2 separate regions of the Homo sapiens genome follow, and region 1 is linked to region 2. A link is a loop called in an ENCODE intact Hi-C map of the cell type or tissue named here. Cell type or tissue: PC-9. All regions are shown on one strand. Each heading gives the region's core, and the rest is flanking DNA. Links, peaks and the distances in the headings are about the cores only.

Region 1 (15,028 bases), core at 2,936-10,935, 190 kb before region 2:
AGCAGTCCCAGAGTGTACTGTGTGACAGTGTTAAAGTCACTTCAGTTAAAGTCTCCATATATGTTAGTCACTTGTGACTTGCTGATCTACAACTACCAAAATGCAATAACTGGTGTTAGTAATAATGATCATCAGACATCAAGAAAAGATAGTAGCATCTTCATTATGTTCTGGTCCTCTATGTCAAGGAAGAAAAATTTTACAAAACTTTTTATTAAAAACAGCTACAAATCATAAATGCTAGTATTTAAAGAGCTAACTTTAGTTACCTAGAACTTCATCTAGAACTTTTCCCATTACTATTCATAATTTAGATTGTGTTGTATTTTCAGTTTTTAAATTTGATTTTTAACTAAGATCGTTTAGCAATTCTGAAAAATAGATTTGCATAATCAGCATGCACGATAGCGCTTTTTTTACACCTGTTAAATTGTATTTATTGATTTAAGTGAAACCAAACTCCAACATTACTAAATGCCACAATGAACTACAGTTAGACTAAATGGGGAAGCCTCACCTACCTGACTTAAATACTAAGTGCCTTAAGGTGCCCACATGATATTGTTAATATAGTAAAGTCTTAGCACCCCTGAATTTGACCTTATTGGTTTTCAGCTTTCGGGGAGGGACAAAAATTGCTCCTTGGCAGGTCTTAAGTTATAATCCTGCTTAACTAAGGCTTTGAATGCCGTGTGCGCAAGCATGCTCTCTGGGAGCGCATCCTCAGGTGAGTGTCCCAGACCGCGACCCACAATCCACATGCTCTCCAAATTTTACCGTACGGGTCAACCTTTTTTTCTGTACAGGGCCAGAGAGTAAATACTTCAGTCTTTGCAGACCAGACTGTGTGGCAACCACTTAACCCCGTTGTTCTAACGTGGGAAAGCAGCCATGGGCAATACGTAAAGGAATGAGCGTGGTGGTGTGCCAGTAAAACTTTATTCACGAACAATGAAATGTGAGCGTCATGCTTTTCCACAAGTCATGAAAGAGTACATTTCATATTTACTTTGAAAATGCAAAAATAGAACATCACACACCAGGGCCTGCCGTGGGGTGGGGGGAGGGGGGAGGGATAGCATTAGGAGATATACCTAATGTAAATGACAAGTTATGGGTGCAGCACACCAATATGGCACATGGATACATATGTAACAAACCTGCACGCTGTGCACATGTACCCTAGAACTTAAAGTATAATAATTAAAAAAAAAGGAAGAAAATGTAAAAATCATTCCTAGCTGGCCAGCAGCTGTCACACGACCCCTGCACGGTCACACGCCCAATGGCTGGGGAAGGATCGGGTGGGCAGAGGAAGGCCTCCGGTGAGGTGAGGGGGTTCCACCCGCGCCCACGGCCCGCAGGCGCTTCCCGTCTCATCTGGGCCGCGCCGCCTCAGTTGCTGCGTTCCCTGACCAGGAGAGGAGAGGGACACCCCTCGGCGTCGAGGCCAGGACCCCGGACAGTGGGGGAGGGAGGCATGTAGGACCAGGGAGAAGGAAGGGCCAGGCTTCGAGGTCGCGGAGCTCGGGAAGTTCCCCCAGGGTGTCCCCGGTCCGCTGCCTCCTCAGGCCCGTCACTCACTCGGATAAGCCGGCACAGACGAAGGCCATAGCAAAAGCGCAACTAGAAGGACTAAGGGCTTCATAGGCGTCGTCCGTAGCACTCTGCCATGCGACCGGAACGTCCTGGGGCCACCAGGCTGGGAACCTCAAGGCCGAAAGGGAAGGTGTCAGCGGAGTACCGTCCTGCCTCAGGCCCTGGGACACCCAGCAACGGTTGTCCCCAGCGCGCAAGCGCAGCGGCATGGGGGAGGGGAGAGCGAGCGGCCAAGGCCCGCCCCTCCTGGGACCGCGTGCAGGGGGCGGGGGATCGCGCGCGCCCCGCCCCGCCCCTTCCTAGTGCGCATGCTCGCTCCGCCTTCGTAGGTCCGCGCCTGGTGTGGGCTGGGAACGCCTCGACGCCCGGCTACTGCGTGCGGGGTGCTGCCTCGGGGCGTGCGGGGCTCGGCCCATCCTGCGCGGTAGGGATACCGCCGTGGTTTAAACGCGGTCCCTGTGAGGAAGGAACTGTAATGGGAGAGGCAGATAACCTGGCAATTACCACAGCGTGAAAGGGGGCTGTAGTGGGGGAAGCGCTAGGTACTGTTGTGCACAGTGGAAACCCACCCCCGGAAGCGGGTGGGGAGCTTGGCTAAGTGGAGGACAGCTTGGAGCACCCCAAGAACTGAGCATAGTTCCGGCGAGTTGCATTGTGGGGCTTGGGAGGGCAGTTGTTGGAGGACAGGGAGGAGAGGTAGGCAAGGGCATTAAAAACGCCCTAAGGGGCTTGGGTGTTTTTGTTTTTCAAAAGATCACATTCCATTTCTTTGACCTTCTTAAAAAGATAGGGGTAGGGATGAGGGAGAGTACGACTATGAAAGGATAGCATGAGGTTGTTTTGGGGACTAATAGATGGCAGTGGCCACAAGAATCTATACATGTGTTAAAATTCACAGAAGGCCGGGCACGGTGGCTCACTCCTGTAATCCCAGCACTTTGGGAGGCCGAGGTGGGCGGACCACCTGAGGTCAGGAGTTCGAGACCAGCCTGACCAACATAGTGAAACTTCGTGGCTACTAAAAATACAAAATTAGCCAGGCGTGGGTGGTGGCACACGCCTGTAGTCCCAGCTACTTGGGAGACTGAGGCAGGAGAATCACTTGAACCCGGGAAGCAGAGGTTGCAGTGAGCCGAGATCGTGCCACTGCACTCCAGCCTGGGCGACAGAGCAAGACTCCACCTCAAAAAAATAAATAAAAATAAAAATTCGCAGAACTGCACATCCCAAAGAATCTGTTTTTCTGTATGGTTATTTTTAAAAATTCACGTACACTCATCTCTGCCTCAGGAAGCAAGGGGCTTGGATTTTAGTCTGAGGCACCAGTACTAGAGTACTGCTAGGTTTTGAGCTGGGAACGGTTGTGATTAGATTTGTATTCCAGAAAACTCACTCTTCCTGTAGCATGAAGAATGGACTGGAGGGAAGCAAGACTAGAGGCGCCGGCGGAAACTGAGACTGCGCACGGCGCTTGCGGGCCAGCCCGAGTTCCGGGTGGGCGTGGGCTCGGCGGGCTCGGTGGGCCCGGCACTCAGCGCGGCCGGCCGTCCCCGCTGGCCACGGGCAGTTGGGGGGAGCTTAGCACCTGGGCCAGGAGCTGCTGTGCTCGATTTCTCGCCAGGCCTTAGCTGCCTCCCCGCAGGGCAGGGCTCGGGACCTGCAGCCTGCCATGCCTGAGCCTCCCTGAGGAGCGCCGCTCCCTGCTCCACGGCGCCCAGTCCCATCGACCGCCCAAGGGCTGAGGAGTGCGGGCGCAGGGCCGGGGACTGGCAGGCAGCTCCACCTGCGCCTGGGTGTGGGATCCACTGGGTGAAGCCAGCTGGGCTCCTGAGTCTGGTGGGGACTTGGAGAACCTTTATGTCTAGCTAAGGGATTGTGAATGCACCAATGGGCACTCTGTGTCTAGCTCAAGGTTTGTAAATGCACCAATCAGCACCCCGTGTCTAGCTAATCTAGTGGGGACTTGGAGAACTTTTGTGTCTAGCTCAGGGATTGTAAATGCACCAATCAGCACCCTGTCAAAACGGACCAATCAGCTCTCTGTAAAGTGAACCAATCAGCAGGATGTGGGTGGGGCCAGATAAGGGAATAAAAGCAGGCTGCCCGAGCCAGCAGTAGTAACCCTATGGAGTCTCTTTCTGTCGTGTGGAAGGTTTGTTCTTTCGCTTTTTGCAATAACTCTTGCTGCTGTTTACTCTGGGCCCACACTGCCTTTATAAGCTGTAACACTCGCTGCGAAGGTCTGCCGCTTCACTCCTGAAGCCAGTGAGACCACGAACCCACCGGGATGAATGAACAACTCAGATGGGCCACCATAAGAGCTGTAACACTCACCATGAGGGTCTACAGCTTCACTCCTGGTCCAGCTAGACCACGAATCCACCAGAAGGAAGAAACTCCAAACACATCCGAACATCAGAAGGAACAAATTCCGGACATGCTGCCTTTAAGAACTGTGACACTCACCACGAGGATCCACGGCTTCATTCTTTAAGTTAGACCAAGAACCCACCAATTCCGGACACATGTTGAGGAACCAATGTCTCCAGCCAACAGCCAGTAAGGACCTGAGGCCTGACAACAATCAGGTGAGTGAACTTGGTAATAGATTCTCCCCAGGTGAGCCTGGAGTTGACCACAGCCCGGCTGACATCTTGATTGTAGCTGCCTGAGAAACCCAGAGATGGAGGCACCCAGCTAAGCCACGCTTAGATTCCTGACTCACAGAAACTGTAAGACAGTAAGTGCTTGTTAAATGGAGGAGGAGAAAGCATTTGCGTAAGCAATAGCTACATACAAGGGTCTCTGTTGATTTGTTCCTTGAAAGAGACCATGCTTGGAAAGGCACCTGCAGTTGGGTACACTACTTAATTGAGTTAATAATTGTCAGTCATTCTTCCAGGTCCATCTGTTTTCATTACCAGTCAAGCTGGAAGGCAGGTATAAATTAAGATAATTGATTCAGATATTTTAGGGTGACACTATAGCTAGTCAACAAGGGATTGTTATAACTTGTGCATTACTATTTTGATTGGGGGTTGGAGAGTGTAATAAAGCTCTGTGGATTCTTCATAGTCTTTTCTATCTTGCTCACCCTTGTTCTAAAGGTTAGGAAACCAATGTGAAGATTCTGCCTTATGTCCTTTAAATGTACACTCAGGAATTGGGGAAAAAACACTGGAAGGGTTTAGGGTTCCATCGAACTTACTGTAAGGTGGACTTGGGTTAAAATTCCTTTAATTACTTCACCCCTGTAAACCCCACTCTAACCAGTGAACTACTGTGGCATACTGCGATTTTCCTTTTTTTTCAGTGCATATTTATCCCTAGATGATCACTGGTCCCTTTGGAGAAGGCTAGGAGTTAAGAATCACAGCACATACTTATCTCATTGTATTACTACTGAATTCGTCAAGGGTTTCCTGCTTTCCCTTCACTTAGGAGACTGGATTTGTGAAACACACTGCAGTTTGGGGATTGAATGAGGAACTGCAAGTGAGAGGTTCAAGTAGGATGTCTTTTAGGCCCAGAGTTGGAGTCGTTTTTCCCTTGTTTGGTTATAAAAACCCCAATAAGACTTTAGCAGTTTTCATCTTGTTAACCATTAAAAAGGAAACGGTGAAATAGCCAAGGTATATCCTAATTGTGGAATTCCAGTTTAAAAAAAAAAATGTTGTAGCTCTGTACTCCATGGTCTATGTGCTAACATATAAAATTCTCTAAAATATGGTGTTGAGTAAAAAAGTTCAGAAAAACACATATATCCACTTATGCAAAATTACACCAGTTACATATTTCCATGAATTCATCTGAAATCATTCTGGAAGGAAACACAGTAAGCTGATAATAGTGCTTACTTCCAGAAAGAGAAATGAGATTGGAGGAGAACAGGGGATTTTGAAGGGAGAATTTTGCTTTTTACTTTTTCTTATCCCTTGAATTTTTTGAAGCAAGATTACTCATGTAATTAAAAATAGAAACAGTAACTTTTTACAAAATCTAGTGAAGAAAGGAGGGCTAGTGGTAGAAATGTCTTATTATGCCTCATGTTTTCCTTTACTGACTTCACTGAAATATTTTTGAAGTGGCTAATTCACTACCCAGAGAAAAGTAGCCTGCATTTCTGCTTCACCTCTGGATTCTGTAGACTGTTTTGATAGGTAATCAAACAGTATCATTTACTGTTATGACTTTTTTTCAGGGATGTATTTTATCTCCCCTTTATAGTTGTTTTTATGCTGTCTATTTTACACAACACCTTGCTGGTGCTCAATAAAGACTTAATAAATAGCAACACATGCTCTTCCAACCTAAAGGAAAAGAATCCTTCCCCACTTTCCCCCACCCTCTTCCCCTAGAGCTGTCAAAATTCTGTTTCAAGGCTCAAATGCCACATCTGCTGGGAATCTCCCCTCCATCATCCCTCCAGTTAGAATGTATCATATCTTCCCTATCCCATATTTTCATAATGCTGTATTGTAGCCATTATTTCACCATAAATTCTGTATTTTATGTTTTTACAAGCCAGGCTTCTCTAGACCAAGGTCTTTGAGGGAAGGAATCTGATCTGAGTTATCCCTGCATCACAACCTCCTAAAACCCAGCCAAAGTAGTGTGCATTCATCAGGTGCTCAATAAATGCATATTTGAGTTCAATTGAAATCAAAAGACTGGGAATTTTTATAGAATCTTAAAAAGATCGCTGGGAATCTTGTAGAATTTTTACAGACCCTTAAAAAGAGCTAACAATACTAACCCAGCTACAGTGACAACTTCCAGCACAATCTTCAATCTCCAGAAGAAACTCCTCATCTCGAAGTGTCTTAACTCTATTATTTAAGTCCAGGTGAAACGAATAACAGGTGGTCTCATCTGTTCTTCTCTCTGTATATCATGCAAGTAATTCTAGACAATAAATTCCTGATTGTGAAACCACTATGTCAAAATAAATGTACCAGTTTGCATATCCATCAATAGTATAGTAACTAATACTGAGTGGCATCATCTTTGAAGACCAGTCACGTCAAGTGCCATATCTTGTTTTAACCTGTTTGACTTTGTTTTTCAGTGTAGCAAAGTGTTCTGCCTACTCTCCCTGTTCCCACCTTGGATTTTCCCTGTATTCCTTCTAGTATACATCTAACCCCACACTTACTGTTTTTTATTCTTTCTCCTGTTAACCCAAGTGATGAGTTAATAGGCTATGGGTTAGCCAGAGCTATATTTGTCTCCCTAGAAGAAGTATATTTGGGAAGTCCCTCCCCTCTTATCTTAGGTCACTTCCTTAATCCTTTCTTACCCCGCCCACCCCACCCCCCTCCCCGCCCCGTCCCGCCCCGCCCCATTCTCCTGGGACCAATGCACTGAGCAGCTAGGACCACAGCTCTAGCTTAATTAACACCAATGCAGTTTTTTACATCTCAGATCTCAAACATCATGTCTTAACAGCTCTTGGCCCCATGTGTGGAAAAATAGTTGAAATTAAATACTATTAAATGAATGAATACCCCAATCCCTCCATGCATTTATCCATCCATCCAACTATTCATACATCCACTCTGCCCTTGTAAAAATCACTGTAACATTATCAGCATGAGAGCACCGGCAGCTTTGTCAGAGAAGGACTTCAGCCACCCGGGGGCAGTAGAGCCTCACCAGTGGCTGGGATGGCACTTGTGGTTACATCAGAGCATCTCTCCAGCTGTGACTCTAGAAACTGAATTTTGATTTTGCTGCAGTAGATCATGTTTTGCTATTGTGTGTTTTGCTTTACTCTCATGCACTTGGAACGTACCAAATAGCATGTAATAATGTTTAAGTGATTTAATAGTAATAGCCTTTGTTTTCCAAAGAAGATTTTCTTCAGTGCCGGCTACGTAGAAGAATGTTACATCCAGTCTTTTCTCTGACAAAGCTAGTCCACATGCAGTTACATTATAGATAGTCCTTGGCTGAAATCAATTCATGAAATGAGACCTGGGAGCACACAGAAGAAGCAGGCTGACCCTTGGGAATGCCCACTGTCTGCACGATCTGCCCCACCTGATGTAGGCAATATACACTTTTTAAATTTTTTAAAAATTGTATTTTTTTAACTTTTATTTTATATTCGGGGGCACATGTGCAGGTTTGTTACATAGGTAAACTCGTGTCATGGGAGTTTGTTGTATACATTATTTTATCACCCAGATACTAAGCCTGACATCTGGGCCCTGAATAGGCTCTGTGGGATGTTTTTGATTAATAAATGGATGGCAGAGGAATCCTGGAGTGTAGATGGTGATCGCTGGGAAGGGGTTACAAGTGTGTGAACCTCACAGGATTTTTAGCTCTGTCCAGGAAAACCCTCTTTCCTGTTGACTCTACCAAAGTCAGTGTGCATCCCTGTGAAAGTCTGAAAGTATAGCTGGGGACTTACAGAGATGCTAGGACAATGATTTATTGTCCTGTGGACTCATCCAACTAGGAGGGTCCTGGAATTCTAAAGGAATACTCAATACAAATTTAATTTGTATTCACTTAGCTTTTGTAAAATTATGTCCTCACTAAATAGAAAGATTCTTAAGGCAGAGACCATGTCTTTTTGTGTTTGTACCCCAGGGACTTTTCACAGTGCCTGGCAGAGTTTGGACACTACGTATGTGCTGAATAATATGTGAAATTTTCTGATGGGTGCCACGAAGTCAAATAGAAGATGACTTTGGGTAAGGAGAACCTTAATCTCTGAATCTCATTGTGCTTATCCCTAAAATAAGAACCCTTTGTATTTGAATTATGCTTAAGTCTAAACCTTACATATAGATCAAATATATTTCCTTTTACACTCACAAGCATACTGGGAGGGTAGGCTAAACAAGTGCTGTATGAGCATCCCAGTTCCACAGGTGAGAAAACTGGGACTCAGACTAAAAGACCTAGCCAGGTCACTCAGCCACATCCTGATGAGCTGAGACTACAAGACCCAGGTCTTTTGACTCTCAGTACAGCACACTTTGACTATACCTTTGTGGATTACAGGGGATAATTGGACTAGTCAGTCTCTTGGAGACTTTCTTCTAGCTTCAGAAATGGTTCTCAGGCCACACTGAGAATTAGTTCAGAAACTTTTTAAACATAACCAATAATCAAGACTGTGTGGTATTGGCAGAGGAGTAGACACATGTATCAATGGAACAGAATAGAAAAATCCAGAAATAGACTACACAAATATGTCCAAGTGATTTTTCACAAAATGCAAATGCAATTAAATAAAGGAAGGATTGCCTTTTCAATAAATGGTACTGGAGCAATTGGATGTGCACAGGTAAAAACATGAACATCAACCTAAATTTCACACTTTATATAAAAATTAACTCAAAATGGATCACAGGTATAAATCCATAAAACTTTAAGAGAAAAATAGGAGAAAATTGTTATCAGCCAGGTCCAGGTCTGTTCTGCCCATGCACAGTAAGTCAGTCACAGTCACCTGGATTTGCAAAAGACAAAATATTTATTTACAAAGCTGCCAGGTGAGGAGGTGGGAGACCAGCTCTCAAATCTGCCTCCCCAAAGATGAGGCTTAGGGATATTTATGGGTTAGGGAAGTGGGGTGGTCTAAGGTGTGGGGAAAGGTGATTGACAGTGGGGGAAAAATGAAGTGGCAGGTTCTGCACAAGTGTCATTTCATGGAACATATGCACAGAAAATGCCAGCATTAGCATGATCCGAGGGAGAAGCTTTGGCCCTCTAACATCAAAAGGCCACCTCTCCAGCACCTGCACAAGCCCAGTTGAAGGGGCAGTGGCCTCAACCAGTTCAAACTGGACAGGAGCTGGCCCAAGTTCCTGAAAAACAACTGAAGTGACCATTACCATGGTGACCCATGAGTTACCGATAAAGGAGCCAAGGAAGGATAAATTTCAGTGTGCAGCAGCAAGGGCTTCAGCTACTGAGGCCTTCAGCTTCATGGAAAAAGGAAGGAAAAAAAATAACAAGAAGCAAGCGACCAAAAAAACCAAGCAGGGTAGGCAGACCTGATCAAATTAACACCTGGGTTTTGAAATCTTCAGGATCTATGATTAGGCAAAAAGTTTTTAGACTTGACAACAAAAGCATAATTCATAAAACTGATAAATTGGACTGCATCACAATTTAAAATGTTTGCTCTGAGAAAGACCCTGTTAGGATGAAAGACAAATTACAAATTTCTTTTAAAATCTGCAAACCACAAATCTGACAAAGGACTAGTGTCTAGAATATAGAGAATTCTCAAAACTCAACAGTGAGAAGTATCAGTTAGAAAATGGGCAAAAGACAGACATTCACTGAAGAGAATACACAGATGCAAATAATGCACATGAAAAGGTGTTCAGCATCGTTAGCCACCAGGGAAATGTGAATTAAAACTACATGAGTTATCACTACACACATATCAGGATGACTAAAATGAAAATAGTGACAACACCAAATGCTGTTGAGGATGCAGAGAAACTGGATCACTTATAAATTGCTGGTGGATTTATTCCAGCAGCCACCTCTGCAAGGCAGTTTGGCATTTTCTTATGAAACTAAATATGCAAAAACCATACAACTCAACAATTGCACTCTTGGGCACTTCTCCAAGAAAATGAAAACTTATGCCCACACAAAAACCTATACATGAGTAATCATAGCAGCTTTATTCATCATAACCAAAAAAAAATCTGGAAGCAACCGAGCTGTCCTTCAGTGGGCAAATGGTTATACACACTGTGATGCACCCACACCATGGACTACTATTCAGCAATGAAAGAAATGAACTTTTGATACATGCAACGATACATGCAATGACTTAGATGAACCTTCAGTGAATGACGCTGAGTGAAAAAAGTCAATCCCCAAAGATTACATATTGTATGATTCTATTTATATAACATTCTTAAAATGACAATTATAGAAATAAAGTAAGGTTAGTTGTTGTGAGGGTAGGAGATGGGAGAGGAAAGAGAAGTGGGAGGTAAGGAGGTGTGGTTAAAAATGGGCTACACAAGGGATCCTTTGGTGATGGAAATGTTTTGTGCCTTTATTATAGCAATCTCAATATCCTGGTGGAGAGCCAGGTATGGTGGCTCATGCCTGTAATCCCAGCACTTTGGGAAGCTGAGGCAGGCGGATCCCTTGAGCCTAGGAGTTCAAGACCAGCCTTGGCAACATGATGAAAACTCACCTCCCCGAAAAAATACAAAAATTAGCCAGGCATGGTTGCCCACACCTGTTGTCCCAATTACTTGGGAGGCTGAGGTGAGAGAAAGGCTTGAGCCCAGGAGGTTGAGGCTGCAGTGAGCCTTAATCATGCCACTGCACTCCAACCTGGGTGACAAAGCAAGACCCTGTCTCAAAAAAAAAAAAAAAATCCTGATCCTGGTGGTGAAATTATACACATCTTGTACATATCTTGTTTTGCAAGATGCTACCATTGTGGAGAAAACTGGGTAAAAGGGTATGTTGAATCACTGTATTATTTTCTACACAAATACATATGAATCTACAATTATTTCAAAAGTTTAATTTAAAAAAAAGCTCTATCCCCAACCAATTGAATCAGAATTTTTCAGGTGGAGTCTGGACATTGGGATTTTTAAAAAAATAGAGTACAAAAGATTTTAGATAATTAACTCTAATACACAACTAGGGCTGAGAAGCCCTGTACTGTAGGGGGACAAATGCAGCAGGTGGCTCTAGTAAGTAGAGTTTGAACGAAGATGAAGAACTTTCCACATCTTTTTTTTTTTTTTTTTTTTGAAACAGAGTCTTGCTCTGTTGCCCACGCTGGTGTGCAATGGCACAATCTTGGCTTAATGCAACCTCCACCTCCCAGATTCAAGTGATTCTCCTGCCTCAGCCTCCCGAGTAGCTGGGATTACAGGCATGTACCACCACGCCCAGCTAATTTTTGTATTTTTAGTAGAGATGGGGTTTTGCCATGTTGGCCAGGCTGGTCTTGAACTCCTGGTCTCAAGTGACCCACCGGCCTTGGCCTCCAAAAGTGCTGGGATTACAGGCATGAGCCACCACACCCAGCCCACCACTTTCATTTTATTTCAATGTCAGTGAACTATATTTACCATCACAGAGAATAAATGCTTAATTTTTGATGTTGAAATTGGCAAATACTGCTAGTGGTCTCTGAGGTGGTCAGTGCAGCCTAGAGAAGGTTTAGTAGTGACCACACAAAGGCAGACCCGATTTTTAGGGCTTTTTTCCCCTTACTCCTTACTCTTACTCTGAGTAGTTGATTGAAGAAGAGTAGAAGTCAGCATCTCATTGATGCTTATTTTTTTTAACTGAGGTGAACGTCACATACATAAAATTAGCCATTTTAAAGTGCACAATTTGGTGGCATTTAGTACATTCACAATGTTGTGTAATTACTCCTCCGATCTAGTTTCAAAACACTTTATTGGTGGGGTATGGTGGCTCATGCCTGTAATCCCAGCACTTTGAGAGGCCTAGGAAGGAGGATCACTTGATCCCATGAGTCCAAGACCAGCCTGGGCAACACAGTGAGACTCCATTTTTACAAACAAACATTTTATCTCCCCAAAAGAAAACTCCATACCTGGTAAGCAGTTATTTCTCATTTCCCTCTCATTGCATCCCCTGGAAAACAACAATCTGCTTTGTCTCTTTGGATTTGCCTATTGTTAATATTTTATATAAATGGACTGATACAATATGTAGGCTTTTGTGACTGGCTTCTTTCACTTAGCATATTATTTTTGAGGTTCATTCACATTGTAGCATGTATCAGCATTTAATTCTTATGGTAAAATAACATTCCATTATATGTGTGTACCACAATTTGTTTATCCTTTTATCTGTTGATGGACATTTGGGTTTTTTCCAACCTTTCAGCTGTCGTGAATAGTGCTGCTGTGGACATGCACGTAAATGTATTTGTCTGAGTATCTGTTTTCAATTATTGGGACTATTATTTGAAACTACTGGATCAAACTGAAATTCTGTATGTTACTTTTTGAGGAATCGCCAAACTTTTCCACAACAGCTAGACATTTTGCATTCCCACTAGCAATATACAAGGGTTTGGTTTTTTTCACATCCTTACCAAGACTCCTTATTTTCTGGTTTGTTTGTTTTAATTATAGTTACTGTAAGGGGTGTGAAGTTTCTTTTTTTTTTAATTTAACTTTTTGGTACATGTGCACAACGTGCAGGTTTGTTACATATGTATACATGTGCCATGTTGGTGTGCTGCACCCATTAACTTGTCATTTAGCATTAGGTATGTCTCCTAATGCTATCCCTCCCCCCTCCCCCCACCGCACAACAGTCCCCGGTGTGTGATGTTCCCCTTCCTGTGTCCATGTGTTCTCATTGTTCTATTCCCACCTATGAGTGAGAACATATGGTGTTTGGTTTTTTGTCCTTGCAATAGTTTGCTGAGAATGATGGTTTCCAGCTTCATCCATGTCCCTACAAAGGACATGAACTCATCATTTTTTATGGCTGCATAGTATTCCATGGTGTATATGTGCCACATTTTCTTAATCCAGTCTATTGTTGTTGGACATTTGGGTTGGTTCCAAGTCTTTGCTATTGTGAATAGTGCCACAATAAACATACGTGTGCATGTGTCTTTATAGCAGCATGATTTATAATCCTTTGGGTATATACCCAGTAATGGGATGGCTGGGTCAAATGGTATTTCTAGTTCTAGTTCCCTGAGGAATTGCCACACTGACTTCCACAATGGTTGAACTAGTTTACAGTCCCACCAACAGTGTAAAAGTGTTCCTTTTTCTCCACATCCTCTCCAGCACCTGTTGTTTCCTGACTTTTTAATGATTGCCATTCTAACTGGTGTGAGATGGTATCTCATTGTGGTTTTGATTTGCATTTCTCTGATGGCCAGTGATGATGAGCATGTGTCTTTTGGCTGCATAAATGTCTTCTTTTGAGAAGTGTCTGTTCATATCCCTTGCTCACTTTTTGATGGGGTTGTTTTTTTCTTGTAAATTTGTTTGAGTTCATTGTAGATTCTGGATATTAGCCCTTTGTCAGATGAGTAGGTGCAAAAATTTTCTCCCATTCTGTAGGTTGCCTGTTCACTCTGATGGTGGTTTCTTTTGCTGTGCAGAAGCTCTTTAGTTTAATTAGATCCCATTTGTCAATTTTGGCTTTTGTTGCCATTGCTTTTGGTGTTTTAGACATGAAGTCCTTGCCCATGCCTATGTCCTGAATGGTATTGCCTAGGTTTTCTTCTAGGGTTTTTATGGTTTTAGGTCTAACATTTAAGTCTTTAATCCATCTTGAATTAATTTTTGTATAAGGTGTAAGGAAGGGATCCAGTTTCAGCTTTCTACATATGGCTAGCCAGTTTTCCCAGCACCATTTATTAAATAGGGAATCCTTTCCCCATTGCTTGTTTTTGTCAGGTTTGTCAAAGATCAGATAGTTGTAGATATGTGGCATTATTTCTGAGGGCTCTGTTTTGTTCCATTGGTCTATATCTCTGTTTTGGTACCAGTAGCATGCTCTTTTGGTTACTGTAGCCTTGTAGTATAGTTTGAAGTCAAGTAGCGTGATGCCTCCTGCTTTGTTCTTTTGGCTTAGGATTGACTTGGCAATGCGGGCTCTTTTTTGGTTCCATATGAATTTTAAAGTAGTTTTTTCCAATTCTGTGAAGAAAGTCATTGGTAGCTTGATGGGGATGGCATTGAATCTGTAAATTACCTTGGGCAGTATGGCCATTTTCATGATATTGATTCTTCCTACCCATGAGCATGGAATGTTCTTCCATTTGTTTGTGTCCTCTTTTATTTCATTGAGCAGTGGTTTGTAGTTCTCCTTGAAGAGGTCCTTCACATCCCTTGTAAGGTGGATTCCTAGGTATTTTATTCTCTTTGAAGCAATTGAGAATGGGAGTTCACTCATGATTTGGCTCTCTGTTTGTCTGTTATTGGTGTATAAGAATGTTTGTGATTTTTGCACATTGATTTTGTATCCTGAGACTTTGCTGAAGTTGCTTATCTGTTTAAGGAGATTTTGGGCTGAGATGTTGGGGTTTTCTAGATATACAATCATGTCATCTGCAAACAGGGACAATTTGACTTCCTCTTTTCCTAATTGAATTCCCTTTATTTCCTTCTCCTGCCTGATTGCCCTGGCCAGAACCTCCAACACTATGTTGAATAGGAGTGGTGAGAGAGGGCATCCCTGTCTTGTGCCAGTTTTCAAAGGGAATGCTTCCAGTTTTTGTCCATTCAGTATGATATTGGCTGTGGGTTTGTCATAGATAGCTCTTATTATTTTGAGATACGTCCCATCAATACCTAATTTATTGAGAGTTTTTAGCATGAAGGGTTATTGAATTTTGTCAAAGGCCTTTTCTGCATCTATTGAGATAATCATGTGGTTTTTATCTTTGGTTCTGTTTATATGCTGGATT
Region 2 (14,976 bases), core at 6,977-14,976:
CTGAAACCAAAGTGTCAGCAGGACTAGGCTTTTATCTGGAGGTTCTAGGGGAGAATCTACTTCCAAGCTCACTCGGGTTGGTAGAACTCAGTTTCTTGTGGTTGTAGGACTGAGGATCCTGTTTCCTCCCTGGTGGTCAGCTGGGGGTATCTTTACTCCTAGAGGCTGCCTTCATTCTTTCTCACATTTTTCATGTCCCCACCCATCCCAGCAATAGTGAGTTGAGTACCCCTCATGCTCTGAATCTCTGGTTTCCTCCTCCTCCACCTCCTTTTTCTTCTTCTTCTTTTTTTTTTTTTTTTTTGTTGAGATGGAGTCTCACTCTGTTACCCAGGCTGGAGTGCAGTGGCACTATATTAGCTCACTGCAATCTCTGCCTCCTGGGTTCAGGCGATTCTCCTGCCTCAACTCAGCCTCCTGAGTAGCTGAAACTACAGGCATGTGCCACTACGCCTGGCTAATTTTTGTATTTTTGGTAGAGACGGGGTTTTGCCATGTTGGGCAGGCTGGTCTCGAACTCCTGGCCTCAAGTGATCCACCTACCTTGGCCTCCCAAAGTGCTGGGATTGTAGGTGTAAGCCACCTCACCCACCCACTGACTTGAGTCTCTGATTCCAGCTACACAAAGTTCTCTGCTTTTAAGGGCTCATGTGATCTGATTGACCCCAGATTGACCCCACCTGAGCAAAGCAGGACATGGCTCTATTTTAAGGTTCAAAACCTCAATTATATCCACAAAGACCCTTTTTGCCGTGTAACAGATAAATTCACAGGTTTCAGGGATAAGTGCATGGGCATTGTTGGGGGCCTGCCACACCCCCCCCCCCAGCTAGTTTGTAATCTCCATGAGGAGTTGGGGTGCCAGCACAGCCCTGGCACTGTGGGTGCCTAATAAACTCTGTTGCCAGGGGAACGTGAGGGTCCTGCTGTCTGACACCAGGAATTAAAGTGGAGAGTAAAAATTCTGGAGAATTTCATTTTGAAAATTTTCTTTTTCTTTTCTTTTTTTTTTTTTTGAGACAGAGTCTCGCTCTGTCGCCCAGGCTGGAGTGCAGTGGCATGATCTCGACTCACTGCAACCTGTACCTCCCAGGTTCAAGCGATTCTCCTGCCTCAGCCTCCCAAGTAGCTGAGATTACAGGTGACCACCACCACACCTGGCTAATTTTTGTATTTTTAGTAGAGGTGGGGTTTTACCATGTTGGCCAAGCTGGTCTCAAACTCCTGACCTCAGGTGATCTGCCCACATTGGACTCCCAAAGTGCTGGGATTATAAGCGTGAACCACTGTGCCCGGCCCTGAAAATATTCTTTACTCAGAAATTGATAGAGGAAAGTATGTTACCCCCTTGTGGGAGGTAAATGCCTTCAAGTCTTCGGCTCTTGCAGGTGGTAGTCCTCAGAGCGTGGTTCTCTTGGGTGTGAGGAAGGCTTTGGGTGCTGTGTGCTGGTGTTGGGGAAGAGGGGCAAGATGGCACATCAGCCTGGGCAGAATGAGTGTGCTCAGGTCCAGGAAGCTGGGTTGACAGATGCAGGCTTTTCTCAGGTGGGCTTTCAGCCAGTGCTTTGGGAAATCTTAGAGACAGAGGCTATGTGGCTGAAAATAAATCCACACACATCTGGTCAGGTCTACTTTGTGCGGGGGTCTACTACATTCAGGACCTCACCAAACCTCAGAGAAACCCCTCTAGGTGGGCTATAGCGGCTTCATTTTACAGACGAGGAAACTCAGGCTCAGAAGTTGAATGATATGTTCAAAGTTACACACTGAGGCACAGAGGCAGGACCGGAGCTTGTTCTTCGGTCTCGTAGTTCAATGCTCTTTCTGTTTTTGTAGTTGCCTCCTGGGTTGGAGGTAGGAAGACGTGGTTTGTCCCTAATGTATTAGGTGACAGTGGAAGCTCCTCTACTTGTTATTCAAGTCCTAGCCTACCTCTTTCCTCAGTCTATATTAATCTCTTGTTTCTTCTGAATTCCTACGACATTCATTTATTCATTCATTCTGAACTCAGTACATACTTACTGAGTGCCTATGACCTACTAGGCACTGTGCCAGATGCTGGATACAATGGAGAACAGGACAGACATGGTCCATCTCTCAATGGCTTACAGAGCTGCCTTCACTGTTGGGGAATACAGATGATTATATCAGTAACAATGGTGAAGTGTGATGAATGTTGGGATGGGGAAATCGAGGATGCTATGGGATTACTGAGGTGTAGGTTCTGACCTATTCTAGTGATGTAAAGGATGTTTCTTGGGAGGTGGCACTGAACCTGAGACCTGAAAGATAAGATGAAATTTGCCAGACCAAGAGAGTAGGCAGGTGATCCATGCAGAAGGAATGTGCTATACGAAGACCAGGAGGCAAGACAGTCCCTGGACACAGCTCAGGAAATCAGAAAAGCAAACGAAAACAAAAAGTAGGTCTGTCTGGGATGTTTTTTGACATCAACCAATTCCCCGACACCAGCTGGGTACCTAGCAATTCAATTCAATTCTGACACTAACTACCCAGAGTTAGTGTGGACCCCACAGCTTAAGGGCTCAGTTGCATAAGACTGCCCCCACTTCAGACGCCAGTCCCAAATCTCAGACCACCTGTACTTCTGACCAACTGGCTGTAAATCAGGGCTTCCCATGAACCCCTCCTCAGGTTTGTTAATTTGCTAGAATGGCTTGCAGAACTCAGAAAGGCACTTTACTTATAGTTTTAAGTAAGTGTTTGTTATAAAGGATATCCTAAAGCATACAAATGAACAGCCAGATGAGAAGGTACATAGGCCAGGTCTGCAAGGGTCCTGAGTGCGGGAGCTTCTGGCCCTGGGTAGTTGGGGTGCATTCACCAACTCAGAAGCTCTCAGAAACTTTCTGTTCAAAAGTTATATAGAGGCCGGGCGAGGCGGTTCACACCTGTAATCCTAGCACTTTGGGAGGCCGAGGCAGGCAGATCACTTGAGGTCAGTAGTTCAAGACCAGCCTGGCCAACATGGCAAAACCTTGTGTCTACTAAAAATATAAAAATTAGCCAGGCATGATGGCGGACGCCCATAATCCCAGCTACTTGGGAGGCTGAGGCATCAGAAACTCTTGAGCCCAGGAGGTGGATGTTGCAGTGAGCTGAGATCGTGCCACTGTACTCCAGCCTGGGTGACACAGCGAGACTTCATCTCAAAAAAATAAAAAGGTGTATAGGGCAGTGGCTCATGCTTGTAATCCCAGCACTTTATGAGGCCAAGGTGGGAGGTTCACTTGAGGCAAGGAGTTCAAGACCAACCTGGGCATCACAGTGAGACCCTGTCTCTATAAAAAAATAAAAGTAGGCTGGGCGCAGTGGCTCATGCCTGTAATCCCAGCACTTTGGGAGGCTGAATTGGGTGGATTACCTAAGGTAGGGAGTTTGAGACCAGCCTGACCAACATGGAGAAAAATACAAAAAATTAGCCGGGCATGGTGGCGGATGCCTGTAATCCCAGCTACTTGGGAGGTGGAGGCAGGAGAATCACTTGAATCCCAGAGGTGGAGGTTGTGGTGAGCTAAGATCATGCCATTGCACTCCAGCCTGGGCAACAAGAGTGAAACTCCATCACAAAAATAAATAAATAAATAAATAAATACATAAATACATAAATAAAAGTAAAAATATTAGCCGAGTGTGGTGGCATATAACTGTAGTTCCAGGTACTCAGGAGGCTGAGGTGGGAGGATCTCTTGAGTCCCAGAGTTCAATGAGGCTAAGAGTGAGCTATGATCATGCCACTGCACTACAGCCTGGGTGACAGAGTGAGACCCTGTCTCTAAAAAAAATTAAGGCTGGGTGTGGTGGCTCACACCTGTAATCTCAGCACTTTGGGAGGCCCAGGTGTGCAGTTCACTTAAAGTTAGGCATTCAAGACTAGCCTGGCTAGCATAGTGAAACCCTGTCTCTAGTAAAAATTCAAAAATTAGCCGGGTGTGGTGGTGTGTGCCTGTAATCCCAGCTATTACAGAAGCTGATGTGGGAGAATTGCTTGAACCCAGGAGGCGGAGGTTGCAGTGAACCAAGATCACACCACTGCACTCCAGCCTGGGCAACAGAGTGAGACTCTGTCTCAAAAAAAATAGATAAATAAAATAAAAATAGTAACAAAAGTTTTATATAGCTCTATCTCCAGTCCCCCCTCCCCAACTTTGAGGTCAATGGGTGGGGCTGAAAGTTTCCACCCTCTTTTTTTTTTCTTGTATGTTATTCCAATGAAAAGTTTCCATCCTCTTTTACAGGGTCATACTCTGTTGCCAGGCTGGACGATCACAGCTCACTGCAGCCTTGACCTCCTGGGCTCAAGCGATCTTCTTATCTCTCAGCCTCCCAAATAGCTAGGACTACAGGTGTGCACCAGCACGCCCGATTAATTTTTGTATTCTTTTTTTTTTGAGACGAGTCTCCCCCCGTCACCCAGGCTGGAGTGCAGTGGCATGATCTCGGCACACTGCAAGCTCCACTTTCCGGGTTCATGCCATTCTCCTGCCTCAGCCTCCTGAGTAGCTGGGACTACAGGCGCCCGCCACCTTGCCTGGCTAATTTTTTGTATTTTTAGTAGAGACGGGGTTTTACCATGTTAGCCAGGATGGTCTCGAACTCCTGACCTCGTGATCTGCCTGCCTCGGCCTCCCAAAGTGCTGGGATTACAGGTGTGAGCCACCACACGCAGCCTAATTTTTGTATTCTTCTGCAGAGATGGGTTTTTGCCATGTTGCACAGACTTGTCTCAAACCCCTGGGCTCAAGTGATCTGTCCACCTCAGCCTCCCAAAGTGTTAGGATTACAGGTGTGAGCCACTGCACCTAGCCAAGTTTCCATCCTCTTATTACTTGGTCTTTCTGGTGCCAGTCCCATCCTGAGATGCTACCGTAACTCACCTCATTAGCATAAACTCAAGTATGATGGAAAGGGGCTCCTAATAAATTACAAAAGATATTCCTATCTTTCAGGAAATTCCCAGCATTTTAGGAGCTCTGTGCCGAGAACCAGAAACAAAGGCCAAGTATTTATTTTATTATTACCACAGTCTATAAGGAGCAGAGAGTTTCAGGCAGCAAATGGCAAGAGATGAGGTCTCAGAGATTAGAGGACCACGCCAAAAAAGAAAGAAGTTAAAAAATTTCCAAAAAAAAAAAAAATTTCTACTTTCCATTAGGGTAATGGGGAACCACCAAGGATTTAAGTAGGGGAGTGACTGTGATTTGATTTGCATATCATAATGATCACTTTTGTGTCTTTGTGATGAAAGGGGCTGGGTGCAGTGGCTCATGTCTGTAATCCCAACATTTTGGGAGGCCGAGACAGATGGATCATTTGAGGTCAGGAGTTTGAGACTAGCCTGGCCAACATGGTGAAACCCTGTCTCTACTAAAAATACAAAAATTAGCCAGGCGTGGTGGTAGGCGTCTGTAATCTCAGCTAGTTGGGAGGCTGAGGCAGGAGAATTGCTTGAACTGGGGAGACAGAGGTTGCAGTGAGCCAGGATGGCGCCACTGCACTCTAGCCTGGGTGACAAAGCGAGGTCTCAAAAAAAAAAAAAAAAAAAAGAACTAATTAAAGGGACAAAGCTGGAGCCTGAGAGGCTGGCCAGGAAGCTGTTGTGGTAATCTGGGTGGAGACAATGATGGCCTTGGAGATGGTCATGAAGATGGAAAGAAGTGGGTGGGGCTGTGAGAAGGTAGAACTGGTCTACCTTTGATTTTGGATGCCTTGTGATCTCTATCACTCTTCCAGCAATGACTTGTGCTCTACCTTAAGACATTTGTTTTTATATTTATTTCTACTTCTTTAATGCTGTTGTCTTTTCATGGATTTCTACCTTGTCTCTCCAGCATTCCTTGAGATCAGAGGTTGAATCTCATGCCCAATCCACATTTAGTTGTTTGATTCTTTGGGCCTTAGCTTCCTCATTGCTAACTTGGGGAATCCACACCTTTCCTGCTTTGTAGGGTTATTTTGAAGATCCAGTATCTGATGAGATAAGGTGGTGAAGAAGCTTTAAATAGCATGCAGTTGCAATTGATTATTATCATAAAGAAATTACCTGTTTGCATTAGGTAAGCACTACCCAGAGTGTAGTCTGGTCAGAATGCAGTCAGAAAAGAGAAGTAAGAAGCTGAGGTACCCTCTCTTGTCTGGTTGATTATTAAGTTATGACTGAAGTTCAACCAATAATAGCCAAATAATATTGACTTTAGCCAGAGAGAAGCCTGGAGAAAATGTTTACCCTCATAATAGACAAAAATTGGAAGCCAATGGTTTCAGGTATCTACTGATGTAATTCTAACACCTCAACTCTACATGAAATTGGTTTGAACCCCATCCCACAATCTAGGGGAAACCCCATGCCTTCTGCAAGATTTCTGTGAATTCCCTGGGCTTAGGTTCCTCAGTGTCATCTCTGGCTCTAAATTTCCTTCTTTGCTGTCTTGCGGCCAAACCTCTATCCCAGAATTGCCCCAAAAGTTGAACATAGCCCTTTCTTTCTTGATGCCTGCCTACCCTGCTTCCATGGGGCAGCTTGTGTCATAGACATTTATTGGAGATTTGGGGAATGGATGACATTGGAGAGAAGAGTTGGATTGCAAAATGGCAGTCCAGAAAATTTAAAATATAAACTTATATCTTTCTAAGAGCTTCCCCAGTTTCCCACCTACTAGGGCTTTAGTCTCTAACCACATTGCTTAGCTTTCTTTTTTCCTCCCTCCTTTGTTCTTCCTTATCCTCAAATTCCTGTTCATTTCTTAGGCAGAGCTATTTGGCTATCTTTGTTTTTTCCTCCCAACTCATGTCTTCAGGGCCTCACCTTTTACCCCCAAGGGGCCTATCAAGGTATTTCCCCAAACAAAGACACTTCCTTCCCTAAAAGGAACTCTGGTACCAGCTGATAAAATAATAACTTTTCTTTGCTACTGCAATGACAAGGTTGCCAAACTGTGCCTATTCTTTGGGAGCTCCAACATTAACTGGGCCTTCTGGCCAATGGGAAAGGTAACCAGTTGGCAGTCCTTGTGACTTAGGATGCACCCAAGATCTCATTGAATTTAATGCTTGCAAGTTTGGGAGGAAGGCTGCGAAGTTCTGATTAACCCATTTTATGATGGAAAAAAGTGGGGTTTAGAATTAGTTTAGCAACAACTGGATGAATGAGCTTCTGAGCAAGAACTTGAACCCAAATCTCAGCTCATTCCATTTTCTCTTTCTTGGTAGTCTTTATGAAAATGGAAAATGTCCCTTGTTTGTTAGTCAAGTCAGCTGTTTTGACAATGAACTTGGTGCCCTGGTGCAGAAGGTCAAAAGTGACATGAGCTATGTGGCAGATAGGTTGTACTAAGTGCTGGGGGAAAAGATAAGCTGTCAGTAGATGCTCTTCTGTGTTGAGACAGAACTATTATCTCTGCAAGATAATCATCTTGAGGCTGTTAGGCAGGGCTCTTGCTAAGGAGGAATCCAGCAGGACTGCTTTGGGAGCCACTTCTTAGGGCCCCTCTGCCATGCCTTTCCCTCATGCTTTTCCCTCTCCCCTCCCCTACACCCTTTCCTCCTTTAAGGCCCAGTTCCCATGGCCGACTGTCCTCTGGGAAGCCATCCCTGGCAGCCACACATGGGTTAAATCCTCTCTCCTGGAAATCCTGTAGGCAATTACTCTCTGCTTTGCACCATTATCAAGTTCTAGACCAGTGGCTTTCAAAGTTTGTTGATTGCAACCCATAGTGAGAAACATATTTTATTTTGAATCTCTGTATATATAACACACCACTTTCCTTCCCTTTCTCTTACACACACACACACACACACACACACAAAGAGAGAGAGAAATATTGTGTGTGCACTATTAAAAAATGTTTCAAATTTCACCCGGTCATTCTGATGCTTTAAAACCTTCTGAGGTTTTCCATTGCATAAAAAGTACATTCCAAGTAAATAGCCTGAGTATAAGGCCCTTTGCTGACTGTCCTCTCGCCAGCCTTCTTGTTGGCTTCGGAAACTCAAAGCCCTTTGGGATTCTCCCCACATGCCAGCTGCCTCCTTTCTCTCACTTTGCACATGCTCTTCCTCTGACTGCAGTGCCGTTCTCCCTCTTCTCGGTTAGAAAACTGCTTTCACTTTAGGAACTCAGATGACCTGCCACCACGAGTTCTGTCCTCTGTCTTCTGCATCTTGATTGCTCTGATCTAGTACTCAACACTGAATTGTAATTACTGATTTGCATGTCTGCATCTTTCCCTAAACCAAGCCCCCAAGTCCAGTGATTTGTATATCTCAGTTGGTTTTATATCACTGGCACCTACTGTAGTGTCATTGTCCAGCAGATGTTCATTGAAAATTAGCAAAAGGACACTGTTCTCCAGTTCCATATTATCATTAATTAAAATCCTTCCATTCCATATGGCCTTAATACCTCTGGCCATTTATATATACATGGTGGTGCAGGGAGTGGGAGAGGGTAGATTTTGGAAGTAGTCACAGTTGATCCTATAGTTCCTGGTGTACCTCCTCCCACTCAGCCAGTAGTTTTCATTGCTAGAGGGAGGATCAGGATTCTGATAGCTGGAATACACAAATAAATAATAGTCAGTGCCCAGCTTTTGAGTTTTTAAACAGATTTGCAAAAATTCATGGCTGAGACAGTAAAGTCTTAAAAGCCAAGGGTTTTATTTTTATCTAATTTTTTTTGAGACAGGTTCTTGGTCCTGCTGTGTCGCTTAGTCTGGAATGCAGTGGCACAATCACGGTCCACTGCAGTCTCCACCTCCTGGGCTCAAGGGATCCTCCAGCCTCAGCCTTCTGAGTAGTTGGGACAACAGGCATGCACCAGCACACTTGGCTAATTTTTTATGTTTTTGTAGATATGGGAGTCTTGCTATGTTGCCCAGCCTAGTTTCGATCTCCTGGGCTTAAGCAATCCTCCTGCCTCGGATTCCCAGTGTTGGGATTACAGTTGTGAGCCACCGTGCCTGGCCAGGGCTTTTGATTTGAAGAGAAGAAAGGGCTCAATGCCAGAGAAAGCAGGTCATAAGGTTTATGCCACAAGCGGTAGATTGGGAAGAAAACGGGTGAAGAGACAGTGTACCTCGCCCTATGCAAGTTTAGGGATTGGGGCCACCTTGAGTGGAGTGGGAGGAGATCAGTGGGTGGGACCAGACCAGGAGGGATCAGGTAGGTAGGGCAGAGTCAGCAACAAGAGGATCAGGGAAAGGCTGAGCATCTGCTGCCACAGTGGACTGTGCTGGGATCCCTGTGAGGCATGCCTCGCATTGTGGGGCTGTGTGGTGGTGGCTGGGCCTTCTGGTCAGGACTCCACCTGTCAAGTGTACAATGGAAGTGACACCTGGCCAGCCCTGTCTGCTCACCCCATCCAACTGCCCTCCAAAGGGGCAGAGGTGATGTGGGAGGAAAAGCCCTAGCACCCATACCTGGTGAACTGAACAGAATAAGCTTGAGATTTCATCCCAAGGGACACAGTCGTGGCAAATCCTAAACCTTTACATACATTTAAAATGTCTTTAAAATTAAAGAATACCTTCTTCTCTTATCCTGTTACCCTGAAGATAATCACTGCTAATTATCTCAGTCCTTCCAGACATTTCTCTCTGCATTGAATATGAATTTTAATTATAAACCAGACTGGAACCTCTCTGAGACCAAGAACTACATCTTATTCTAGCACCTAGGACAATACCCGATGCAGAAAAGGCATTTGATAAATATTTGATAAAATAATTTTGAATGAAAACTGTCTCAAAATTCCAGTAGGCAAAGAAAAATAAGCTGTTTTCATTATTTCATTATTATAAATGACTTTCAGAGAGCTATGTGAATTTCAGGCCGGTGGGGGATAAGTTAGAATGGGAGACGGCTGGTGGGTGGGGGATTTAGAATCACTTGAATCACACTGCTAAGAAGTTCTAGGGCCTGCCAGGTCTTTCAGTGATTAAAAAAGCCCAACAAGCTTTCTCTTTTCTTTCTTCCTCTCTCCTTCCTTTCTTCCAATAGAGATGAGGTCTCACTATGTTGACCGGGCTGGTCTGGAACTCCTGGCCTCAAGCAATCCTCCCACCTTGGCTTCCCAAAGTGCTGGGATTACTGGGATCATAGGCATGAGCCACCTCGCCCCGGCATCCAACATGCTTTCTAAGACCAGCCCTTCCTCTCTCAGGTAGCCAAAGGAACATTCGTTAAGAAAGGTGTGGCCAGCACTGCTGTTGTTGGTTTACAAGGGGATTAGAGAACACGATCCCTATCTTTGGGGAGTGCCCCATTAGACAGCAGGGGGTGGGTCATCCCTGTCCCAGCTCTGGTTCCATTTCTGAGTTCTCCTAACCTGCCTCTTCCTCCCTCTTCCCTGTTGCCTCCCTATCCCCTCCTCCCACCCACCCCTGGGATCAAGGTCAGTTCCTTATCTCAGCAAGCTCTCTTAATTCTGCCATAACTACTGCCCCAGGCTGGGCCACTCCTATCTCCTACCTGGACAACCCACCAGCCCCCACCGTTTCCCGGCTTGTGTTGCCCTCCAATCCCTTCCCTTGAAGTAGCCAGAGGGAGGTGTCCACTCCTGATTCAAGCCCTTCCTTAGCTCCTCATGGCCTGGGGTGGAGTCCAGCCTTCCAGGGCAAAAATTCAGGGCTTCCCGGGTCTGGCCTTGGCCTCTTCCTCTGTGTCCTGGGCTGCTCCCGTGCTTGGGAAGCAGAGACCCTGGACGACTGGTCCTGTTTGTCTCATCAGGAGCTTCCTGGAGGCTGCGTGGGCTGCAGCAGCGAGCCCCAGGCTGGGCTGGGCCGGACTTGGCCGAGTGCAGATGTCTGGCCTGGACACCTGGTCCCTCCACCCCTAGTTTTTTGCCCCCCTTCACTTTCCAGCTCTTCCTTCTACCACCCCCTCAGCCCAAGCCTCATTAAACGCAGACTCTCCAGGCAGAAAGGGCCCCATCCCTGTCACTATTCCTGTAGGGAAACTGCTCAAGATCACAGAGCAGGTCAGAGGCTGCCTGGGTGGGGTGAGAACAACCAGACCAAGCCTCTTTCCTGTGCTTCAAGGAAGACTAGGCAGGGTCTCCACAGCCCCGTAGGGAGGAAGGTGAGGTGCGTGCCCTCCTCTGGCTGTGCCTTGGAAACAGTTGGTCCCTGGGCTGCCCTCCTTCAAGCCTCCCTTCTCCACCTGGGGTGCTTTGATTCCTGGCTGTTGTGTGCGCCTGCTTTGCCATGAGGCCTCAGTGCCTATGGTTGGATCATTAATTCTGGAGTGAGTGGGAGGTGCAAAAGGGACCCAGTTTAGAAAAAATGGGCTTGATAGGAAGGCCAGAATCTGCCACCTGCTGGCTGGATTCAAGTTTCTACAAACTCCTGGTCTTTGAATCTTGCTGTCATCACTGTGACCTTGCTCAGTGTCCCTACCTCCCTCCTCTCATTCGAGGCCCACCGTCTTTCATTGTTCCCGTGTCCCCTTCGCTGGATCCATTCTCCCGATTCATACCAGCATCCCAATCCCAGGGGGATTTGCACATGGAGATGGTTCTGGCAAGGGCAATGCTTAACCCAAAGAAACTATGTGCTAATGGGGGGATTCTGGGCAGTGTGACAAGCCAGATGCAAGGGAGGGGCTCTGGGACAGGAGCTTGCTAGAACTACTCTCACCCGATCTCTAGACACTCACCTTTCTCTGAGTAAGGCTGACCCATTTGTGCTTGTTACTGAATTAAAATTCCAAGGAAAGACAGGCTGCAGGTTGTTCCCAAATAGGAAACACACATACACAGAGAATGAGGAGCCTCTGCCAACATTCCAGGCAGGCCTCTTCCCCTCCCTGCACCATAGCCCTACAGTCCCTGTGCAGGCTGACCAGGGGGAGGAGAAGGATCTGGTAATGTTTCCTGTGGCCGAGGTAAGTGCCTCTGCTCCAGGCAGCCCCCATCACGGCAGCCCTTCCAAGCAGGAAGGCTGGGGGGGCGGGGGCCGGGAGGTGGGGGTGTTTTCAACATGAAGTCATTTCCCACAGTGAAGAAGCAGCCACGTTCTGCACGGTCCACTGGCAGTCTGGGATGTTTGCCCAGCACCAGGAGAGAGTCTAAAAATGCCCAAGCCCATCTTGGGATCTCAGGAGGCTGGCTGGAAGACAACCCAGGAGTCGTCCAATCCCAGAACAAACTGCCCACTCCACACTGAACCCAGCCTAGGATAAAGCTCATCCCAGCCTCCAAGGGCTCCAGGTCCTGCTGGATGATATGATGCCTATACATAGACCACTGGCTGGAGCCCCTCAAGAGCAGGGCTTGTTCTTTCTCATGTCATGGTTCCCAGCACCTGGTCCTAAATAGATGCAGCTACTTGGTATGTGTTAAACTGAGTTGAAAATTCGATTAGGTGTCAGGGGTAGGATAAAGAGTTGTAGGCACGTGCAGGAGGATACTCTTGCTGATGGTAAAGGCATTAGGGACATCTCCGTAGAAGAGAAGGGTCTGAAGTTTAGCTTAAGGTATCCTTACTTGGAGAAAAGAAGGGAGCAGACACCTGGTAGGGAGCATGGCAGTGGGGACAGGTTCAAAGAGCCATGAATGGCACTCTCCTACATCATTATGATAATTAAAGCAATGTGTTGGGCTAGGCAGTGTAATTCGCAGTGTGTAATGGGCAGAGGGGCCAGCGTAACAGACTAGTCATGGAATATATAACATATGAAGAAATTAAGGATACACAGCCAGCCAATGGGGAATTGATGAGTTATTCAACAAATGCAGTTGGGAAAATGGGCTAGTGGGGAGACAGAAAGCAAGTTCGAGCCCGACCTTAGACAGTGTACCATAATAAGTAATGATAAACAGCCGCCCCGTTGGGCTCAGAATTGGAGATTAGGTGGGACAGAAGTACATATGAGACAGATAACCTTATCCATTCACCTGTTCCCTGAGACTCAGCAAAAGTGATTTTCTGCACCCAAGTCCTGTAGGAAGTCATTCTTTGCTTCCTTTTTCCCAATAAATTTCTTCTTTTTTTTAATCACTCGTGCTAGACAATGGGTGGTCTTGGGGATTTGTCCCATCCTCTCAACTGCTAGTGTAACGAAACCTAGGATGACACACCAGGAAGGGACCCTAGAAATTGTCCCATCCCCTCATTTTATAGATGGAGAAAATGGGGCCCAGGGAGAAAAAAAGCCTTACTCAATGTTGCACAACTAGTCGAGGGTAGGGCCAGGCCTGGACCACGCCTTCCCGGTGTCCTGCCCGCTGTTCCTCTGCAGCCCTTTATCCTTTCCTCCTCACCCCTTTTCTAAGGCCCACACTGCTTTCTTCTGGCTCTTCTGAGTTTCCTGTGGTGTACACACTGCCGGGTGCCTGTTCACTTTGCAGCCTGACAACTCTTATTTAAGACAACCTTGGACTACTGAGAGACTGAGGATATCTAGCATCCCTGGTCTCAGAATGGGCCCCGGCCACGCTCCCAGAACAGACTCTGCCCAGCTCTGAGTCTGGCTGGGGACTGGGAACACAGACCTTCTCTGGCTCTGGCTCATAAGACCCAGTCCCTGTGTATTTCCCCCACTACACTGGCTGAGTGACCTTGAACATGTCACCACTCTGGGCCTGACTGCTTTTCTTGAAAACAGGAATAATCGGACCTACCAATTAGAGCTGCTATGAAGATCAAATGAGTCAAGTGTGTGGAATCCTGCCTGATAAACTTCAAGGCACCGTTCCAATGTAGAGCGTTGGTCTCACCCAGACCCCAACACGGGGCAGCATCTATTGAATAGCGGTAGAACAGTGGTTCTTAACCGGGAGGTGATTCTGACACCCCAGGGGACATTGGGCAATATCTGGGGACATTTTTGGTTGTCCCAATTGGATGAGGGTTGCTATGGCATCTGATTGGTGGAGCCAGGGATACTGCTAAATATCTTACAATGTACAGGGCAGCCCCCACAGCAAAGAATTATTCGCCCCAAATGTCAATAGTGCTGAGATAAATGAAGGTGTGAAATTATATCTGTAGGTACAGACGTGGGTTGTCATTCCAGAAAGGCAAAGGAGCTGTGGGTGGGGAGCTGACCATCAAGGTACCATGGTGACCAAGAACAGGAACCACTGGGGTTAAATGAGATGGCTATGCCCAGGTTTGATAAGTTGAAAACATTTTATTTCAATTCTATCCTTGGGAGGCAGCATAAATAATCACAGAAGACCACAAAGGTCAATGGGGAAGGAAAAAAAAAAGCTCCAGAAATGTGGGAGGAGGAGATGAGTGCTGACACTGTCTAGCTGTGGGGTACGGGGTGAGGAGGCCCTACTGTAGCTGGCTGGGAGGATGGAGGTTCATAAAGGAAAGGCCCAGCTCACCTGGAGGGGCTTGGGTAGCCCTGGCCTCTGTGGATGGGATTTTCCGTAGGGCGGCCATGGGAAAAGCAGGTATGGAGTATAATGCATCTAGTAGATCCTAGCTAATGAAAGAAAAGAGTGGACACCCATTTCTTGATTTCCAGATCTCACCCCAAACTGTGACTCTTCTGAGAACAGTGTTTATAAACTCTTTGTGCGTAGTGGGAAATGAAAGGAGGAAAAAAGAAGGAATAAAAGAAAATGTGTACAAGATCAAATGAAATGTGGCATCTCAGAGTTGCGTGACCTTGGGCCACTTCTCTCGGTTTCCTCATCTGCAGAAGGGAGTAGACGTGAGGCTCCATGAGATCCTATGTGTCAAAGGACTGCAGAAACTTTAAAGTGCTATACGGATGCGAGTGGCTGTGGTCATTCTACGTGCATAAGGCTGAAAGTGGCTGAGATAGCGGTGCTGAGACACACGCAGAGCATCCCTAGAAGCCATCAGACCCTGGTCTGCCTTCCCCAGGGCCAAGCTCCACCCTTCTCAGCCTCAGCTTCCAGGAGGACGAGGCCTCATCTCAGATGGAGTCCCCTGGGGAGGGTGGTGGTGACAGCTGAGGGTGGGGACCTGAAGGATCTAG

The links. Peaks named below come from ENCODE experiments on the same cell type or tissue, not always from the same donor. Only the 100,000 strongest peaks of a DNase experiment are listed, where the experiment ranks them.
Region 1: a loop joins it to region 2, with 13 times the contacts of the local background. A loop is called at or near these places in 10 of 110 quality-filtered maps.

What each region holds. Positions count from the first base shown.
Region 1 is chr15:68,917,274-68,932,301 of GRCh38, reverse strand. It overlaps SPESP1-NOX5 (SPESP1-NOX5 readthrough), which reads right to left and starts at 1,777. Exons shown (of 17, transcript NR_033672.2): 1 at 1,585-1,777. It overlaps SPESP1 (sperm equatorial segment protein 1), which reads right to left and starts at 1,777. Exons shown (of 2, transcript NM_145658.4): 1 at 1,585-1,777. The coding sequence starts at 1,648. RefSeq lists a silencer at 4,901-5,101. In PC-9, for the core only: a CTCF peak has its summit at 7,236 (motif pointing right); a DNase peak (open chromatin) is centred at 7,251.
Region 2 is chr15:68,726,962-68,741,937 of GRCh38, reverse strand. It overlaps CORO2B (coronin 2B), which reads right to left. Exons shown (of 12, transcript NM_006091.5): 12 at 14,132-14,976. Among named protein-coding and RNA genes, the nearest start is that of MIR4312, 67 kb to the left of the region's middle. In PC-9, for the core only: a CTCF peak has its summit at 11,325 (motif pointing left); no DNase peak of the experiment used is centred there.